2 separate regions of the Mus musculus genome follow, and region 2 is linked to region 1. The links are chromatin contacts, found by Hi-C or POLR2A ChIA-PET in ENCODE. All regions are on one chromosome and are shown on one strand. Each heading gives the region's core, a stretch centred on a gene start or an enhancer-like site at or near the end of the contact. The rest is flanking DNA. Distances are from core to core; before and after follow the strand shown. Region 1 holds the start of Inpp5d (inositol polyphosphate-5-phosphatase D). Region 2 overlaps Inpp5d (inositol polyphosphate-5-phosphatase D).

Region 1 (4,067 bases), core at 885-3,384:
AGGGGTCATGCAGTGTTTTGGAGATGCCAGTACCATGAGATGACCACCAAGAGCAGCAGCAGCAGTGGAGTACAGGCGTCTGGAGCCTACAGGATGACACATGTGCTACAAAGGGCCTGGCTGGAGAAGTGATCCAAGCCCTTGGAGGAGCCCAGAAGATCGTGAGTTGGATCCCAGACATTGGACGGTTAGAGATTGACTTTTGCTTTTGATTGTGACTGTGCCCTGATATTTTCCCTCTTGAAGGAAGAAACTGTTTTAGTGGAGCCCACAGTTAAGAGACTTTTAATTGTAAAAAGACTTTGGATTTTAAAAGAGATGGATATTTTAAAGAGATTGAAATTTTAAGCATATGTAAAGACTGTGGGACTTTTAAAGTTATTTAGAATGGGGATGAATAAGATTGTAAGGGTTGAGGCTTACTAGTGATGTGTTTGTGTGTCAAGTTGACAAGGGGTCAATTGTACTGGCTAGCTTTGTGTCAACTTGACACAGCTGGAGTTATCACAGAGAAAGGAGCTTCAGTTGAGGAAATGCCTCCATGAGATCCAACTGTAAGGCATTTTCTCAATTAGTGATCAAGGGGGAAAGGCCCCTTGTGGGTGGGACCATCTCAGGGCTGGTAGTCTTAGCTCTATAAGAGAGCAGGCTGAGCAAGCCAGGTGAGGCAAGCCAATGAAGAACATCCCTCCATGGCCTCTGCATCAGCTCCTGCTTCCTGACCTGCTTGAGTTCCAGTCCTGACTTCCTTTGGTGATGAACAGCAGTATGGAAGTGTAAGCCGAATAAACCCTTTCCTCCCCAACTTGCTTCTTGGTCATGATGTTTGTGCAGGAATAGAAACCCTGACTAAGACAATGTGTTAGACAGAGATTTCCTAAGGAGGGCTGCATGGGGTACTGTGAACTTGAGAGGACTCCATGAAGGGTCCCTTGTAGAGTTAGAGTTAACATCTTCAGCCTCCAGGTGGCAAAATCAGAATGTAGACGTGAGCTCTTGTCGAGACCATGTCCCCTCCCTCTGGCTCAGGACCTGGCTGGAGTACTCTACCCACTCTCAGATTTCCCACCAGCTGTGCCCTGCAGGCCCCAAGCTCCTGCCATGGATGACATCAACACAGCTCCCATGTCCTCCACACACCAGAGCTCCTTTCTGAATTACACCCTGCAGTCTAAAGAAAACTGAGGCTGAGAGCGATAAGCTCAACCAAGCTCCAGTATGTGCGTGCATGTGTGTGTAGGGGGGTGCCTGGCTTAGGTCTGTTGTCACATCTAACGTGACAAGGTTCAGATGAAGGAGTGAACAATCACCACTTCTGCCGTAAGCCAGCACTTCCCTTGGTGGGCCTGGCCTGAGGAACAAGGTCACCCAGCTCTGGGATCAAAGGGACAGTGGCTACCTTAGTACCTGCAGAACTCAGCTAGTACTGAACGGTGACCTTTAAGGGGTGAGCAAACATAGCCATGTCTAGCCACAGAGGGAATAGCCTGACTGGCCATTTGGGCTTCTGCAGTGCAGAACGCGGTAACATATATCACCAAAGTGGCCAGCTTGCACCATAGGGACATGTAAGCCCTTCCGTGAGCCCCAGGTGCCCAGCAGAGGTCCAGAGGGGCCAAACCAGACTGTTTTAGCTAGGGAATAGTGTTGCTCACAGTGGGCTGGGTCTTCTGACATCAACTAGCTTCATTAAAACAACCCCTACAGATGTATCCACAGGCTAGCCCAATGCAGACGTTCCCTCATGGAGATTCTCTTCCTGGGCAATCCTATGTTGTGTCAAGTTGACAGTTAAAGCTCACCATCACAAGTATGCTGGGTGGCGCTGGGGAAAACTGTGACCACCCTTGTGGACATCAGCAAAGGTTTCTGAGAGCCATGCCTTTGGCCTATTCACAAATGTTGGGCCAGGCTTGAGAAGTCAGCCATGAAACCTGACGCTAAAAGAGCCCTTGCGTCCCTCGTGTGGAACTTCGGCTGATAATGGACGCTTCTGGAGGTTAGGTCCCATTCAGGGGAAATAGAGAGCCAGTGAGTGAGAGGGTGGAGCAGGCAGCCAGTGCTGGCTGGGTGGGAAGGTAGATGATGCCCCCCCCCCACTTGGTTTCTATAATGAGGAAGTTCTGTGCAGCTCAGTTTCCTCTCCCTCGCTGAGTGCCTGAAACAGGAAGTCAGTCAGTTAAGCTGGTAGGAGCAGCAGAGGCAATTTCTGAGAGGCAACAGGCGGCAGGTCTCAGCCTAGAGAGGGCCCTGAACTACTTTGCTGGAGTGTCCGTCCTGGGAGTGGCTGCTGACCCAGTCCAGGAGACCCATGCCTGCCATGGTCCCTGGGTGGAACCATGGCAACATCACCCGCTCCAAGGCAGAGGAGCTACTTTCCAGAGCCGGCAAGGACGGGAGCTTCCTTGTGCGTGCCAGCGAGTCCATCCCCCGGGCCTACGCACTCTGCGTGCTGTGAGTACCCGTCTCCTCCCAACTGTCAGATCCAGGGACCACTGAGGTGTGGATCCAAAGGGGGAACCCCTGTAATGGGAGTTTGAGTTAGGTTTATGTCATAGGATGGTGGGACGTGACTGGCACTTCGTTGCCCTGTGGGGAGGGGAGAAGGGGGGGCAGCATCTGAGGCCCACTTTGGACCTTGGCGTTCGAGTTCAGGGAGCCTGTGTCATGACAGGCTTGTGTGGTGCTAGGGCTCTCTGAGTGACTCTGGGCCTCCCCTATACTGCAGCCCTCCATGACCTGTGGTGCCAGGGGTCTCCGTGAGTTCCTGTGGCAGGAGCAGGGACAGAGTCAGGAAGAAACTCAGGCCTCTCTGGTGGAGGGTGTATTGGAATGCATTTTGGTCAGCTCAAGCGTCAGTCAGGGACTCAGTGAAGGGCAACCTTGGCAAAAGGGTCCCCTCCTCCACCCTGCTAGTATGTGGTCTTAGAGCTAATTCTATTTGGGGAGCTGAGTCCGGGGTGCATTTAATCAGGATAGGATTCCTCGTGTACACATTTTACTCTAGGCTGCAAGGACACAGGAAGCCACAGAGCTGCTCTCTGAGTAGGTCTCTGTCCCTCCTTGCACTCAGCTATGTCCCTCCCTATCCAGGTCTCTGCCCCCGTTGGTACCCCCCCACAGCCCAGTGTGAAGATGTTGCTGAATATGCTGGTTATCCTAACAACAGAGGAAACAGCCACTTGCTGAAGGTTCCTTTTTAACACTCCGTCCGTCTAGCGTCTTCTGAGGAAGGCCGCCACCCCTATAGTCCTGTGGTCAGACCCTGTCCAGGCTTCAGGCTGGAGCAGGGCAGGAACACTGTCAGGAAGGGTGTGCCTACTTGAACAGCACAGGTACCATCTGATAGATTGTCCCTGGACTGAGAGAAAGATCTTTCAGAGCAGCTAGCTGCCCCCCCCCCAATCTTCATGCAGGAGGGAAGTGGGTGACTGACCACAGACTGTTCTGAGCTCTGACTCATGTTGGGACCTGCTGTGCTAGGCATTTGTTGGCTAGTTTCATCTTCAAGAGAGCCAGGAGTGTGGGTTCTATGAACACCTAGACCTGCGATTAAGGACCATGAGGGCTGGACAGGTTACAAACATCGAGGATAAGGTCGGTCATTTGCTCCCAGAGACCACTAGCTTGTGCTGCCTACCTCCTACCACCATCAGGCTAGGCATGCCAGTGGACTTGAATGGAAGTAAGAGGAGCTAGAGTGTTCACAGAGTTGGGGGCAGGGGCACTAGAAGCCCGTACAGGCTCACGGCTGGCTGAGCATCTTGTGCTGGTGGAGTTAGCAGCCAGCTTCCTGCACACCCACCAGCATATTTCAGGAGAAGCACTGCAGGTGGCCTGGACCTCCCCAAAGCACTGTCTCTTGGGGAATCTACCAGTGAGAGGCCCTGAAAGGAAAGAGGGCAGGAAGGTACTTTTCAGTGTGTCACAAGCTCAGCCTGACTCTACTAACCCAGTTATATTTTTTTCTGTCCCAGTGGGATTTGGGCCAAGGGCAATTCTGTTGGGAGTTGGCTATGGGCTGAGAGACTGTTGTATGCATTGGTTACAAATGCACACCACGGTAT
Region 2 (4,067 bases), core at 435-2,934, 38 kb after region 1:
TGCTTCTCCTTGTTCCTTAGCAGGTGTGAAACCAGTGCCCTGCTCAGTTGTCCCTTTGGCCTCACCATCTCCTGTGGCTTCTCAGGATCTGGATATTTCCTTACCTCAGTGTCCGCTGTGCCTTCAGCCCAACTGTCTCTGTATCCGTCTGTGTCCCTACCATCGCCATGACCCCAGCTCGGAAGTTGGCTCTAGCTACTTCAAAGGCGACGAAACAATGAAACTGTGCTAATAACCAGAGGAAAGGGAGCTGGGCATGGTGGGTCATGCCTATAATCCCAGTACTTGGGAGGCTGAGGCAGGAGGATCTCAAGTTCCACTCTAGCCTGAGCTATATGGTTCCAGAGCAAAATCCTTTCTCAGAGGAAGAAGGAAGGGGGTGAGCTGTCTTCTTTGGGGATATCCTTTAGAGAAACCACTCTCAGCCCTAGAACTAAAGACAGGTTTCTGAGTCTAAAGCAGTCCCCCAAACTATTCTCAGCCCAAGCTGCCCCTTTCCCCAGGCTTCTGGGTCTCTCTAGCTGGCCACGCCTCCTCAGTCTATTAGTGTTCTAGCTGTACCAGATCCCTGTCCCTGCCCCTTTCCCCTTTCTTCCACCCTACCTCCCTCATTCAAGTACAGACTCTTACCCTGTACTGCTGCCAAAGTGATGTCATCCTGACCAGCAGTGGTTTGCACCTGTAATCGCCACACTCAGATGATGAGTTTGAGTCAAGTCTGGGCTATAATGTAAGAACTTGAATCAATCAATAAATAAAAGTTAAAATATCAATCCTACATGAATGCACACCCCAGCTCTTGAGTGCTCCCAAAAGCTTTCAAAATTATTGTTAAAAATAATAGTAAGTTCTACAAAATCCCAGAGGCCCCAGAAATCATGCGCTCTCCCCTTCACCCACATGAAGTCTTTTTGGCCAAGGCAGAGGAGGTGAGTAGACATTGAGAAGAAGGCAGACGGAAGGTAGAGGAAACTTCCTGATGACTGCAGAGATAGGAGAGGGCAGAGGGGCCTGTGGAGAGAGACTCAGGAGAAGCTGGGTCCTAGACACACTGATAACTGCATAGGGAGATGGCAGACCATGCTATCTAAAACACAAAGGCCTGGTCAGGCCAGCTGAACTCCTGAGCTGCCCTGCTGCCACCCCCCTTCCACAGTCCCCCTTCCCCTTCCCCTGCCCCCTGCCCAGCACAGCTCTCAGATCTTCTGTGTAAGTTGTATCTGTGGAACACCCCCAAGCTTGGACTGAGTCTAGCCCCTGCCTGTCCCTCAATCACCGTCTTTTCAACTGGCAGACTCAGGGTCCTCACTAAGAAGCAGAAATAATAAACACGATCACTGGCACCCCTCTGCCCGCAGACAAATGTGTTTTCACCCTGCTTTCACCCTGCTGCCTAAGCCTTGTCTTCTGACTTTCTCCTTGGACCTGAAGAGGGTGCTTTGATTTGGTGTGAATCTGCATGGAGCTCTTTGGTTTGGGTTCCCCACTTCCCACTTCCCACCATCTATAAAATCTCCATGGTAACTGAATGGGCCGGCCTCAGAATGGCTAAGTAGCTAAAGATCGCCTTGAATCCCTGATCCTCGGTCTCTGCCTCCCAAGGGCTGGCATCTTGGGCCTGCAGTCCTGCTCTGGGAAGTCTTTTCAACCTAAAAGGAAGGCTACCCCAACCTTCAGGAGTGGCCACCCGGAGCACCACACTTCTGCTCAGCGGCTGGCAGACTTCCTCCCCTGTGCCCAGTCTATTTCAGTTCTGCATTTAGAGATGTCAGACAGTGCTGACATTAAAACTATCCCCTGGGATGTTTCAGCTTGTCTAGGGCTCTGACCGCCCAGGCCTGCTCTTTCCTGCTCCCCACCCCCACCCTGCCCCCAGGGTATTTTCAGTCATCCCCAGGACTGCATCTGAAAAAGCAGCCAGCAGTCTGACCACCAGCTGACCTTCAGATGACCTTAGTCTTAAAGGTACCAGTGCCCTCCCTCCTCTTCCTCAAACCTGGACCCCCCCAGCCTGAAGGCCAACCAACCCTCCATACCCAAAAACCTTTGTGCATGGCTTTGTACCTTCTGGGATATTGCTCCCTGGTAGATGCAGATGCCAAGAGATAGAACAAGATTTTCCCTATAAGATCTAGCTGGGCAGTCCACTCCCCTCCACCTCCCTGCACCTTTTATAGTAGCGTGGTCTGTTTTATGGAGCAGATGTATCTCAGAACAGTGGGCTGTGGTTATGTACCGTACCAGTTTCCCCTGTCAACAGACCTGGGCTATAAGACAGGGTTTTTCAAGGCTCTTGTGAAGGGGGGGGGTTGGTAAAGTAGGAACCACAGTTATATCCCAAGGCAGAGTGAGCTGTGCATTCAAAGCTTGACTCCTTGGGTTGTTGTCTATAAAGGCCTTATAAAAAACATTGCTTCTAGTTACTCTGTGTAGACATATTAACTAATCAGAGACAAGGACTATATTTCATTTCGTGAACAGAACTAATCCTTACTTTATTGTCTTGTGTGTGACTTTTGATTCTGAACATAATAAATTCATGTCCAGTCTGTTGATTAAGCAAATCCCATGGAGAGGTCTATCAGCCTCAAGCCTGGGATATCCCAGTTACAAGCATTATTTTAAAGTAGGAAGAGCCTGAGGCTGAGGGTGGAGCACAGTGAAAGGGCTCGGGCCACACCATGCACCACACCCGCTCATCTTCAGGTTCTCTCTCTCTTGGATCAAACTGCCTGCCACATGCTATAGTTAATCTGTTAAGGAGAGAAGGAATTCATGCCTGCCAAGTGGAAGAGGAGAGTCACCGGGGAGCAGGGGCCTCACGGTCCATGGGTATTGTGGGGTATCATTCCTAAGGGGCACAGTGAGGGTACATCAGTAAACAGCTCAGAAGGCTGTTAGAGGCCCACAGCTAACTCGAGACCTTTGGGGTTCCTTCTCTATTTCAAAATGACTTGGTGTATCTTTTAAGGAAGGCCTTAGCTGCAGAATGAGGAACAAAAGCTGGCGGCCTAGACGCTAAGAATCCAGAGCCACGCCCCTCTGCTGGCAGGGAACTATGAACTAGGCCTTGATCTGAGCCTCATGTTCCATGTGACACACAGGTGCTTCTCTGCCATCATGATTGTCCTCTGGTTCATTCACTCCTTTGAGTTTAGCCAGTGAGAGCCCCAGCCAGGTGGTAAGACAGCGAGAGGAAGATAGTGAAGAAGCGGGGGTGGGTCCTCTGGCACTGGCTCCCTCCTGCTGGGAGTTCTCAGTGGGCTCCAGCACTATCCTTCTGCTGGGAGGTTCCAGGGGGGTAGGGGTAAACTGCTTCCCTCCGCTGTTAGCTCTAGAACTCTTCCTCTCTACCTACCAAACTCTCCCCAAATGCCAGTTTTATATGGCCATCTGCTTCCTGCTAGGACTATGACTAATGCCTATGACACCTTTCTTGACCACATTTTACATTTTAAAATAGTCGAAAAAGCACCACCTTTGGGATTGTTGGGAGAAAAGGGGGTACACCAAGCCCCACCTCTCACTGTTTCTACCTCCAAGCCCAAGCACACAGAAGGTATCTAACCTAGTTTTATTTCCTGTTGCTGTAATAACAAAAAGCAACTAAGGGGGTGGCGGGAGGAAAGGTTTGTTTTTGTTTTCACTCATAATTCCACATTACGGCCCTTTGTAACGGGGAGGTGAAAGTGGTAGCCAGGCAGAGGTGGCGGGTGCTGTTGGTCCCAGTGCTTGAGAGAGACAGAGGCAGGTAAATCTCTGAGTTCAAGGTTAGCATGGTCTACAAAGTGAGTTCAAGGACAGCCAGGGCTACACAGAGAAACCCTATCGTAAAAAAACCAAAACAAAACAAAAAGGCAATACTCCTCTCCTATTCCCTGCCCCCCCACACACACACACGCCATAGGCCAACCTGATCTAGACAATTCCTCACTGAGACTCTCTTCCCAGATAATTCTAGACTGTGTCAAGTTCACAATTAAAACTACAAATTCTTGCCTGTCATTCTGATTCCAGTGTGGTAACCCCACAGAATCAGGGGTTGCCAGGCTCCTCAGAATTACAGG

The links. Hi-C counts contacts between places; a loop is a spot of excess contacts on that map. ChIA-PET counts read pairs that join two places held with the same protein, here RNA polymerase II (POLR2A).
Region 2: a loop to region 1 is called in a map of heart, with 3 times the contacts of the local background. The contact joins the enhancer-like site here to the promoter of Inpp5d in region 1. A Hi-C loop is called at or near these places in 8 of 37 maps with a recorded cell type or tissue (heart, left cerebral cortex, mature B cell and 1 more). POLR2A ChIA-PET finds 5 or more read pairs at or near these places in 4 of 5 experiments (Patski and embryonic stem cell).

What each region holds. Positions count from the first base shown.
Region 1 is chr1:87,618,178-87,622,244 of GRCm38, forward strand. It overlaps Inpp5d (inositol polyphosphate-5-phosphatase D), which reads left to right and starts at 2,135. Exons shown (of 27, transcript NM_010566.3): 1 at 2,135-2,454. The coding sequence starts at 2,312.
Region 2 is chr1:87,656,452-87,660,518 of GRCm38, forward strand. All of the region lies in intron 2 of Inpp5d (inositol polyphosphate-5-phosphatase D), which reads left to right. Among named protein-coding and RNA genes, the nearest start is that of Inpp5d, 38 kb to the left of the region's middle. Within about 2 kb of position 1,685, at least 2 of the 3 ENCODE cell types and tissues checked have a DNase peak (open chromatin) inside an H3K27ac peak, as active enhancers do; they include heart and left cerebral cortex, where a contact is called at or near this core.